4 separate regions of the Homo sapiens genome follow, and all the other regions are linked to region 3. Evidence: chromatin contacts called from ENCODE Hi-C or POLR2A ChIA-PET data. All regions are on one chromosome and are shown on one strand. Each heading gives the region's core, a stretch centred on a gene start or an enhancer-like site at or near the end of the contact. The rest is flanking DNA. Distances are from core to core; before and after follow the strand shown. Region 1 holds the start of EPB41L4A-AS1 (EPB41L4A antisense RNA 1). Region 2 holds the start of YTHDC2 (YTH N6-methyladenosine RNA binding protein C2). Region 3 holds the start of DMXL1 (Dmx like 1). Region 4 holds the start of SLC12A2 (solute carrier family 12 member 2).

Region 1 (2,500 bases), core at 1-2,500, 6.9 Mb before region 3:
TTCTTTCTTTTATAGAAGTAGGCTTCAAAGAAACAACGAAAGGTGCTAAAACTGGTCTCTGGATGAATCTCTGCTAGGACTTAGAGAAACATGGAGACCTAGTTGTTATCATACAACTTGTCTTGCTGCCACTTGTCCTGTCCCTTCAAGGAGTTATGGTTATCAGGAAAAAAGCCAATTAACAAACTCTGCTTAATTTTTGTGGTGATAATTAATCAACTCTAAGATTTCAGCATAAAATCCCAACACCTTGCCCTGTGTGACAAGACCCTAAGTGCCTTGCTCCTGCCTGGCTCTCCAGCTGCATCTTGTCACTCTACACTCCTTACTCGACTCCAGCCACACTGGCCAAGGCCTGCTGTCTCCAGATCTTGCATAACCGCCTTCACACATCTGCTCGGAGTTCACTTCCAGTCTTCCTATTCCTAGCCCCATGAGCTACTGAACACTTGAAATGTGTCTAGTCTGAACGGAAATGTGCTGGAAGTATAAAATATACACCGGATTTTTATGACTTAGTAGATATAAAAGAAATATCTTATTAATAATCTCATATTGATTGCCTGTTGAAATATTTAAAATATGTTGGGTTATTATTAAAATTAATTTGATCTGTTTCTTTTTACTTTTTTTTTTTTTTTTTTGAGACGGAGTTTCGCCCTTTTGTCCAGGCTGGAGTCAAGTGGCATGATCTCGGCTCACCGCAACCTCCACCCCCACCCCGCCCGGGTTCAAGCCATTTCTCCTGCCTCAGCCTCCCAAGTAGCTGGGATTATAGACGCCCGCCACCAAGCCCAAGTAATTTTTGTATTTTTAGTAGAGACGGGGTTTTGCCATGTTGGCCAGGCTGGTCTTGAACTCCTGACTTCAGGTGATCACCTGCCTCAGCCTGCCAAAGTGCTGGGATTACAGGCATGAGCCACCGCGCCCGGCGTTCTTTTCACATTTTATGTGGCAATTGGAAAATTTAAAATTACACTCATGGCTCACACTGTTTCCATCGGACAGCGCTACCCTATGGCATGACCCTCTTTTGCTGCCCTCCTGGCACTTACATTGTAGAATTTCAGCATCCGGGCTCACTTGGTCAGTGGCCTACTCACCCAAGCAGAATGTACCACAGAAACCTTGCCTGGCTCACCCACACCTGATTCCCAGGCACTCAGGCCAGGGCCTGGAGCATAGTAAGTGCTGACTAAATATCTTTCGAATGAATGACTCTACTCTTCCTCAGCTGGACTCATGAATTCTGTCGGGTCCCAAAATACGTGGTCTAAAGTCCTTTGGGCTCCTGCCGCTGCCAGCACTGATCATATGCTCTTGACCCTGGTCGGGTGGGGGGATGTCTGGATACCTCCTCTGTGGAAAGAACTGGCCACACATCCGCAGAGGTGACTCGGGCTGAGAACCCAGGCTCCTCCTCCCTTTGGTGACACGCCCCTCGGTCCCTCACTGGCACTTCTCCCTCCGGCCACACGGCGGCGTCTCGCCATAGCGCAGCGGCCGATGGTACAGCCCGCTCCCCCCTCGCGCTCTCGGACAGTGGGTCCTTCCACTTGTAGAAAAGCATTGTGGGACGGAAGCCTGTCCTTTCTTCCTTTTGGTGCGAGCTTGCTGTGGTTTTTGCTCTGGGTCCTCTGGGATGGCGCCTGGCTGTGGCCGCGTGGTCTCTCACGCAGGGGCGCCGGGCGGGGGAACGCGGCCACCCTGAGTCTGGTGAGTCGACTGCGGCGGCCTGTGTCCGAAGTGTCCGGGGCCGTGAACAAGGGCAGCGGCCTGGCCTCAGGCCTGCGTTCCCACGTTTGGAAACGGGGAGCTTCGTCGATTTGTGTTTACATCATCGACTATGCCAGGGAGTTCTCCAGATAAGCCTGGTTTTATTTTCGTCAGTGAAAAGGCCTTACCGTATAACTGACTTTATGCTTGCCCTGCCCCCGTATAAAATAACTTAAAAGCAGCGTGCCTGGTTACAGCTGTTTCCACGTGCGGTGCTCGTCGGGAGTGATCACCTACCCTACAGGTGAGTTTTCACGTTCGTGCAAGACCAGTCGCCATTTAAAACGCATCGCATTTCACTTTTCATTATTAAGTCGGATTTTAAATCGTGAGAAAATTTCTCTGAAATGTATTGTCCGTTTTTAGGCTGTAATCGGCATTACTGTCAGCCAGTCAGCAACCTTATGCCATAAAGCCTACCTCACGCAGTGTCAGCCTTTGTGTTGCCCATTCACTTTGGAAACTAGTGAATGTGGTGTCAAAAAAGGCGTAAATTAAACGCTTTGCAGCCTTTTCCTGCCCTTAAATTTGATACCTTTGGTGTAGGAGCTGCATAAGTAACAGTTGCTGCTTTTACGTTTCCACGCGTGATCTTGACCCTGCTAGCCTTAAGTGTATGGTTTCTCTTAGCCAGTTCTAATTTTTGTTCAGGTGGAAGATGGATGCCTGAAGTGTAGACTGCTGCTAGCTGAATACCATCTGGGAGCATAAAGGTGACCTGAAG
Region 2 (2,700 bases), core at 90-2,589, 5.6 Mb before region 3:
TTGGGCCATAGTTGTCAGTGGGCTAGCCTAAGCTTCTTTACTTTGTGGAAGAAGAATTCTCAGCAGCAAAACAGGCTAAGCCTTAATGCACAAACACCTTTCAAGCCCCTGCTTATCTCGTATTTGCTGATGTCCCAATGGCCAAAGCAAGTTACATAGCCAAAGACAGAGTCCATGTGGGAAGGAAGAATACAAGGGTGTGAACAGAGGAATGTGTGATTCATCAAAGGCCATACCTTTGATGAATTCAACAATTTACCATAATGTTACAAAAAAAAATCTTCCCAAATCTCAGCAGTTTACCACAACTAAGAATTATTTCTTACCCATGTCATATTCCAATGTGGGTTGGTGAGGACACTCTATCACACTCGTTCAGGGAATCGGGAACCTGTTATCTATCTAGTGGTTCCACCGTTGTCTAAGAACTTCCAGAAGACCAGGAAAGACAGAGAAGGGAAGATTCAAGGAAGGTGTTATAGACCAATCCTGGAAGTGGTATACATCAGTTCCAGCAACATTCCAATGGCCGGAACTCAGCCATGTGGCCCCCAGCTAACTGCAGGAGAGTTGGGAAATATAATGCCTAGGAAGAAAAGATACTTCTTGTCACCAAATATTCCGCCCCCTTCTTACCACACACAGAATACACATATACCCTCCCCAGACACCTGGAATTCTATCTAGTCACTGCATCCAGGATCTGTTGTTGATACACAGTCCTCTTTATTAGATCCAGATGTATATCCTCATTGCCAGGTAACTCATGAACTATGTAAATATGTACTACATACCTGCCCCCACTCAGCTACCCTGTGTAGCGTGATAGAGCAAGGGTGGCATACTTGCATTAAAATCTCCCATTCAGAAAAGGGAAGAATGCAAGACACACAACAGTGGCTCATTCTTTAGTATATGTATTTTTTATGATATTTTTCCAAATATTGCATGGGAAATATATACACTAAAAATTATTCGTTTATCTGAAATGCAAATTATTAAGCATTCTGTATTTTTATTTGCTAAATCTGGCAACCCTCCTCCCACTAAAATATAAACTCCATGAAGGTAGGAACCTTGGCTCTCTGGTTCTCCAATGTACATCGAAGGCGTGGCATAATGCCAGGTCCACAGTAGAAGCCCATACATGCTTACTGCAGGAATTAATGAAGGACTAAACGAAGTAGCAAGTGAGTGAATAAGAAGATGAGGAGCGACCCTTGGTGGGCGGCGCGGGAAGAGAACCGCACCATAGCTCCGCAGACAGCCTCCTTTAGGCGCGCAGCGGCGGCCGCGCTGAGGTCACGGGCGCCGGCCCTGGTGACGTCATTACGCCCGCGCTCCTCGCCTGGCCGTGATATCAATGGCGCAGGCTTCACTTCTGCTGTGGCGGTGACTGAGGCCTTTCTGGTGACCTCAGCCCAACACAGGCCGTCTCCGGAGCTTCCCGGTAGTGGCCCCGGATTCCCACGGTCTTTGTCATTGGCTGTCAGCTAGCAGGCCTGGCCGCTCCCGTGCGGAGAGACCATCTCTTCAGGGCAATGTCCAGGCCGAGCAGCGTCTCCCCGCGGCAGCCGGCTCCTGGCGGTGGCGGAGGCGGCGGCCCCTCGCCTTGTGGCCCTGGGGGCGGCGGCCGGGCCAAGGGGCTGAAGGACATTCGCATTGATGAGGAGGTGAAGATCGCAGTCAATATCGCGCTGGAGCGCTTCCGATACGGGGACCAGAGAGGTGAGGTTCCGGACAGGGACCATGCTGGCAGTCAGGATACCCCCCTCACCCCAGCGCCCCCCAAACGGCGGCCCACCGAGTGATGGGGGTGCCTCCGAAGAGGGAGGGAAGACCCGGGCCACCGTCCGGGGCGGGCCTCAGCGGCGGCACCCGGGTCTGGAACGCGGCTGTTGGCCCTGCGGTGGAATGCGAGGTGCTCTGCGGATCAATGGGGTTATGGGCACTTTGCTCCCTAGCTGAAAGTGTTTTTCCCCCGCGTCTTTCAGCAGCCTTGGGCGGTTAAGCCACCGTGTTTCAGATATTGGTTAGCCCTAACCCTTTTTAAGGGGGTGTCACCTAATTGTGGCACGTTTAAGCTACAGATGTAGAAGAGCAGAAAGAAATCAAACATATAAATAAATGCACCAGCAATACGTTTGGACCCTGAAGCATCACGCTACCCACTTAAATTAAACTTGTTTGGCACACGAAGCATCTTCCACACCTCTTGAGGTTAGATAGCCACTTGTCTTGGGTCATATAATGCAGAACCAGCAACTGACCTGCGGTGACCTGTGCAGTCTGTTGAGGGCTCATTCGGACCTGCTGGCTTAGTTAGGGGACCTCTTACTCTGGAATCTTATAGTCCAAAACGGGGAATGTTCTAGACAGAGAGATTCTAAATTCACATTAAAAAAAGAGAAAGCCTCAGCAATATATAACAAATCCCTCTGAAATAGTGAAATACGAATTCTGTACAGTTTTGAAAGCAAAGACAATGGAGTTTCATGTTGAGAATTCATAATATTTGAACATATCTCATCATTGAAGAAAATAAACATTTTGTTAACTAAACAAGTAGGGACCAAGTTAAATATGTTCAGTCATTATACCAACTCAAAATTCCAGAACAAGTAAGAGGAGTCGTTTTTGGTGAATATCAGAGGCCTTTATCACATTTAGGTTTAATACATAGCTGTCTTTTTATTAATA
Region 3 (2,700 bases), core at 188-2,687:
TCTCCCAGGTTCAAGCGATTCTCTCGCCTCAGCTTCCCAGTAGCTGGGATTACAGGCGCGTGCCACCATGCCAGGCTAATTTTTTAATTTTTAGTAGAAACTGGGTTTCACAATGTTAGCCAGGCTGGTCTCGAACTCCCAACCTCAGGTGATCCCCCCGCCCCCACCTCGACTTACCAAAGTGCTGGGATTACAGGCGTGAGCCATCGTGCCTGGCCTATTGGAGAGTTTTGAGGGTTGTTTGTTTTGAGACGGGATCTCACTCTGTCACCCAGGCTGGAGTGCAACGGGGGTCTTGGCTCACTACAACCTCTGCCTCCCGGGTTCAAGTGATTCTCCTGCCTCAACCTCCCGAGTAGCTGGGATTACAGGTGGGAGCCACCACGCCCGGCTAATTTTTGTATTTTTAGTAGAGAAGGGGGTTTCACTATGTTGGCCAGGCTGGTCTCGAACTCCTGACCTCGTGATTCACCCTCCTCGGCCTCCCAAAGTTCTGGAATAATAGGCGTGAGTCACCGTGCCTGGCCTATTTGGAGAGTTTCTATACACATTCATGCAACATTTACAGAACACCCTGAATGGGTGGGACTGGTGCGGTGCTAGACATTAAGGACAGACTTGTGTCCTGTTCCTCTGTATTCCAAAGAGGCTTACGGTATACAGGGGGAGACATATAAACAGATGTTTGTCAATTATAATACAAAACTTGTGTCAAAATACAATGAGAGTTGAATCTCAGTTTGTAGCTGTGACTCTGATCATTCTGGAATTCCTAGGTTCTTTTCCAAAACAAACGCTCAATGCAGGGCTGGTGTGTTGTTATTACCAGCACTATTTCAAATCACGTGTTAAGATAACTTAGGCTAAGAAAATACCACTTTCCTACTTGTCAAGTGTTCGAGCCTTTCAAAAACCATCCCGTTTAGGGACTTGGAAACACGCGCAAGGCTGGAGAAACCATTAAGCTGCTAACGTAGACGTTTCAAGGGTCACATTTACTCAAGAGACACTCAGGTCGCCCGGGGGAGCGGTGCATATTGGGACTTGTAGTCCTACCAGAACCGAGGAAACTGCAACTCCCTTTAGGATGCACTTCTCCCCTTTAAATTTTCTGGCCCAACAGTTAGATGACGCCCTAACCTAAAGCACAACTTACCACATCTCACTCATTCTGGGTTCATCAGGCTTCTGCCAGGCTTATCAGGTTCAAGCTCAAACGCACGGCGTTCTCCTGTAGAAGCCTCAAAGAGATTGGCTTATTCTCGGTGGTGGGCGGAGCCCTAGGTGGACCGGGGGTCGGGATTGGCCAGTTTCTGACTAGAAGAGGCGTTTTTATGTTCACTTGCTGATACGCACGCTGTGGTAAAAAAGTGAATTCTTTACCACAGTAGCAGCTGCCCCGAGCGAAGTCTCGCGATATTTCGGCCGCAGGGATCCAGAGGCGCGTAGTGAGTGGCGGAGGACTGTGGGGGTGGCGGGCACCGGAGCCGGGAAGGGACAGGTCAGGCGGGGAGTGCGAGCGCGTACTGCTTGCGCCACTCGGGCTGGGTCAGGAGCGGCTGCCCGAGGTCCAGAGGAAGTGTGTGGACAGCGCGGCCTTCCTGGCCGGTGAGTCGGCCCCGGGTCGTGGCCGGTGAGGGGACCCTGAGCTTCACCTGGGCTAGCGCGGGGAGTGACAGGTGCGCGAAGGAGCGCGGCGCTCCGCCCTCTCGCCGACCCGCCCCCTCCGGGCCTCGCCCTCCGGGGCTCGGGATGAGTCGCGGGCCCCAGCTGAGCGGCTCCGGCTCCAGGCGCCTGTCGCTGCTTCTGCCGTCGCCACCGAAGAGCGGCCGCCGCCCCTGAGGGAAGGAGGGAGGGAAGCAGCCGCTGACCCGTGGCATGAGCTGGATGCGGTGTCCGTTGCAGGACTAGGGCGCCGACATGAACCTGCACCAGGTGCTGACCGGGGCTGTGAACCCTGGCGACCACTGCTTCTCCGTGGGCAGCATTGGCGACCAGCGCTTCACGGTGAGTGAGGGAGGCCCTCGCGTCGCCCGTGGCCCGGCCTTTGCCCGTCATTCTGGGCCGAGCTTGGCCCAGAACGACGGGCAGAGGCGCGAGGTCTTGTCTCCCCAGGGGGGTCCTTACCACCCAGAACCCAGCAGACCTGGCCCTTGAGAACTAAGGAAGCAAAACCATGTCGGTCAGTGAGGTACTGTATGGAGCCTGAACTCAAGTTAGAATATTTTGTAGGATTTTTAAAGTTTTTGGTCTGTCTGCCTTGGGCCAGGGTGCTTTGCCAAAGTCGTTTGTTCAAAAATCTTTGTTGAGTAACGAGTTGGGGGCTTTTTTATACCATTCTATAGGTTCAAATTGTCAAATTTAGGAATAGTGGAGATTGGTTTCATTTTGTATTCTAAGTTAAGGTCAAGTATCTTTGTAGTTAAAAAGTGGGTGTCTCAAAACAATTACCAATTGTTTGCCATCAACAACTAGCCTTGAGAACAGTGTTTTTCATTTATTTTCTTTTCTAATTCCCTGAGAAATAACTTCGGAAAGAAAAAAAAGCCTTTTCATTTTTAAAAATATTTCTTGGATATTTTACAATAACCTGGTAATCCCAGGTTAAGGTTGCTTAACTTGCTTTTCATTGGTCACATATTGACAAGAAGAGGGCACCAAATTTCGGGCTACTTGTCAGTATAGTGGCATTTTTCTACC
Region 4 (2,700 bases), core at 175-2,674, 9.0 Mb after region 3:
GACAGAGCGAGACTCCGTCTCAAAAAAAAAAAAAAAAAGTACATAAATAAAAACCAAGTAATTGGAGGACGCCATTCATTGATTTTACTTAGGACTTTGGGCATAATCTATAGGTTTAAAAATTTCTGCTGCTAAGAAAGTGGGAACACAGTTATATTCCCTTACATTTTACCGAAGAGAAACTAGACCTGCAGAGGAGTACCTTTCTGTTTCTATATAAGCAGAGGAATTCTGCACAACCCAAATCACGCAGAAACCTCCTGGTAAGGACTCCACGGGTAGTTATTGCCGGCATTGTATTCTGAGAGATGAGCTGCATATCACTTTTGGAAATGCCTTAAATTAAAACTCGTCTTGAAACAACATGACGTCTCAAAGAAGCTCCCTTCTCACCTTGGAACATCAGCTTTTAAAATAAAGGTGTCATCAGAAGTGTGTAGACACCCACTGCATCACAACTGGAACTGATCTCTGGTTATGCCAATCTAGGTCTGCCTGGCAGGGTGAGTCTACCGCTCGAAAGCTGCACAGAGGAAATCCTCCCTCCTCCAGGTTCAGGCCCGGAGTTACGAGCGGAGATTCGCGGCGGCGGGTCAGAGCCCAGAGCAAACCAGGCTGGGGAACGCACCTCGCCCGCGGCTCCGGAAGCGGCTGCGGCCCCGACCGGAAAGCCCCCAGCATCGCCCGAAGGAATCGCGGCTGGCCTGCGGCTCCGGCCCGGCCTCGGGTACCACGCGCCTAGTGGGAAGCCGCACTGACGCCTGCAGCATCTCGCGAGATTTCGGGCTCAGCCCAAGTACTGCGAGTTCACCAAAGCGGGGGGAAAAAAAAAAAGCCAGCGTGCGAGAGCCTCTGAAGCCGTGGCTGGGGCGCTGGGGTGGCAGCTGCCGCGGGAGCATCAGCTACCGGCGTGAGGCGAGGCAGGGCACGCGCGCCGTCCGCAGCCCCGTTGCCTGGGCTGCAGGTCCACTGACGCGCGGCCCCTGGGTGGAGAGAGGGGAGGTGGCCTGGGAGCCCGCTCCTTTTCGCCGCAGAGCGCGGCGGGGGAGGGAGGTGAAGGCGTGGGAGGAAGGCGGCGGAAGAGGAGGTAGCCGCGCGGAGATCCTCCCGGCGACATCACTGAGGCGGAGCGTAGCCGCGCCTGCTCCCCGATCGCGCCGTTCGTGCTGCCCGCACTGCCCGAGGCCCTTTGCGGACTGGCTGGCCGCGCTCTTCGCACGGGGCGCTTTTGCGTGGGGTCGCGCAGGAGCCGCGGAGGGCCGGATCGCTGAGGGAGCGTCAGCCGCGCGCCGCTGCGGGACCGCGGGTGGGCGGGCTGAGGGGCGGAGGAGCCTCCGGCCCCGCCTCCCGCGTGCTGCTGCCGGAGCCGCCGCCGCCGCAGCCCCGCCGAGGCTTTAAACAGCGGGGCCCGCCCCGCGCCCGCCACACTCGCGCGCTCGCTCGGCTGCCGGTGGCCTCTGTGGCCGTCCAGGCTAGCGGCGGCCCGCAGGCGGCGGGGAGAAAGACTCTCTCACCTGGTCTTGCGGCTGTGGCCACCGCCGGCCAGGGGTGTGGAGGGCGTGCTGCCGGAGACGTCCGCCGGGCTCTGCAGTTCCGCCGGGGGTCGGGCAGCTATGGAGCCGCGGCCCACGGCGCCCTCCTCCGGCGCCCCGGGACTGGCCGGGGTCGGGGAGACGCCGTCAGCCGCTGCGCTGGCCGCAGCCAGGGTGGAACTGCCCGGCACGGCTGTGCCCTCGGTGCCGGAGGATGCTGCGCCCGCGAGCCGGGACGGCGGCGGGGTCCGCGATGAGGGCCCCGCGGCGGCCGGGGACGGGCTGGGCAGACCCTTGGGGCCCACCCCGAGCCAGAGCCGTTTCCAGGTGGACCTGGTTTCCGAGAACGCCGGGCGGGCCGCTGCTGCGGCGGCGGCGGCGGCGGCGGCAGCGGCGGCGGCTGGTGCTGGGGCGGGGGCCAAGCAGACCCCCGCGGACGGGGAAGCCAGCGGCGAGAGCGAGCCGGCTAAAGGCAGCGAGGAAGCCAAGGGCCGCTTCCGCGTGAACTTCGTGGACCCAGCTGCCTCCTCGTCGGCTGAAGACAGCCTGTCAGATGCTGCCGGGGTCGGAGTCGACGGGCCCAACGTGAGCTTCCAGAACGGCGGGGACACGGTGCTGAGCGAGGGCAGCAGCCTGCACTCCGGCGGCGGCGGCGGCAGTGGGCACCACCAGCACTACTATTATGATACCCACACCAACACCTACTACCTGCGCACCTTCGGCCACAACACCATGGACGCTGTGCCCAGGATCGATCACTACCGGCACACAGCCGCGCAGCTGGGCGAGAAGCTGCTCCGGCCTAGCCTGGCGGAGCTCCACGACGAGCTGGAAAAGGTGAGCTCGCCCAGCCCTCCCTTCTTCCCCAGCCCCTGGTGCATGCCGACCGCGGGATGTGGCTGCAGACTCTTCCCGAGTTGAGGTGGCGGGAGTAGTAGACGTGCACGACTTGCTGGCATCTCTGGATTCAGCTGTCAAGGGTGGAATTGCCGAGGAATGTTAACTTAATCTCTCAAAAGTTTGTAGCGGGTTTGGCTAGTTACGTGATACCGGAGGGCTGCCTCTAACAACCTTCCCCATCCAGTTAGGTATCTCGTGTGCACTTTCTTTCCCACCCACGCTCAACAGTCACCATCCCTCTGAATGACAGTAGTGTTTGTGGGCCCTT

What was found. A loop is a pair of places that touch in the nucleus more often than their neighbours do. ChIA-PET counts read pairs that join two places held with the same protein, here RNA polymerase II (POLR2A). Pooled maps may share reads with other maps.
Region 1: a loop to region 3 is called in a pooled map, with 12 times the contacts of the local background. The contact joins the promoter of EPB41L4A-AS1 here to the promoter of DMXL1 in region 3. A Hi-C loop is called at or near these places in 3 of 50 pooled maps. POLR2A ChIA-PET finds 5 or more read pairs at or near these places in 2 of 52 experiments (Caco-2 and WTC11).
Region 2: a map of CD4-positive, alpha-beta T cell shows a loop between it and region 3 (14-fold over the local background). The contact joins the promoter of YTHDC2 here to the promoter of DMXL1 in region 3. A Hi-C loop is called at or near these places in 1 of 168 maps with a recorded cell type or tissue (CD4-positive, alpha-beta T cell), 1 of 37 single-sample maps with no recorded cell type and 5 of 50 pooled maps.
Region 4: a loop to region 3 is called in a map with no recorded cell type, with 6 times the contacts of the local background. The contact joins the promoter of SLC12A2 here to the promoter of DMXL1 in region 3. A Hi-C loop is called at or near these places in 1 of 37 single-sample maps with no recorded cell type and 3 of 50 pooled maps. POLR2A ChIA-PET finds 5 or more read pairs at or near these places in 1 of 52 experiments (CD4-positive, alpha-beta memory T cell).

What each region holds. Positions count from the first base shown.
Region 1 is chr5:112,159,276-112,161,775 of GRCh38, forward strand. It overlaps EPB41L4A-AS1 (EPB41L4A antisense RNA 1), which reads left to right and starts at 1,251. Exons shown (of 3, transcript NR_015370.2): 1 at 1,251-2,020; 2 at 2,428-2,500. SNORA13 (small nucleolar RNA, H/ACA box 13) reads left to right here and starts at 2,210; the gene lies at 2,210-2,342. It also overlaps a transcript of EPB41L4A not described here. RefSeq lists enhancers at 1,118-2,317, 1,136-1,345, 1,218-1,950, 1,726-1,825, 1,846-1,895 and 1 more.
Region 2 is chr5:113,512,355-113,515,054 of GRCh38, forward strand. It overlaps YTHDC2 (YTH N6-methyladenosine RNA binding protein C2), which reads left to right and starts at 1,340. Exons shown (of 30, transcript NM_022828.5): 1 at 1,340-1,728. The coding sequence starts at 1,542. LOC124901046 (a long non-coding RNA gene) reads right to left here and starts at 1,304. Exons shown (of 2, transcript XR_007058905.1): 1 at 1,077-1,304; 2 at 1-586. RefSeq lists enhancers at 1,096-1,145, 1,142-1,643 and a silencer at 1,596-1,825.
Region 3 is chr5:119,069,650-119,072,349 of GRCh38, forward strand. It overlaps DMXL1 (Dmx like 1), which reads left to right and starts at 1,438. Exons shown (of 44, transcript NM_001290321.3): 1 at 1,438-2,007. The coding sequence starts at 1,921. DMXL1-DT (DMXL1 divergent transcript) reads right to left here and starts at 1,241. Exons shown (of 3, transcript NR_134250.1): 1 at 1,157-1,241. RefSeq lists silencers at 1,205-1,284, 1,595-1,874.
Region 4 is chr5:128,082,342-128,085,041 of GRCh38, forward strand. It overlaps SLC12A2 (solute carrier family 12 member 2), which reads left to right and starts at 1,425. Exons shown (of 27, transcript NM_001046.3): 1 at 1,425-2,369. The coding sequence starts at 1,614. It overlaps SLC12A2-DT (SLC12A2 divergent transcript), which reads right to left and starts at 834. Exons shown (of 4, transcript NR_152813.1): 1 at 629-834. RefSeq lists a silencer at 1,089-1,918 and an enhancer at 2,409-2,578.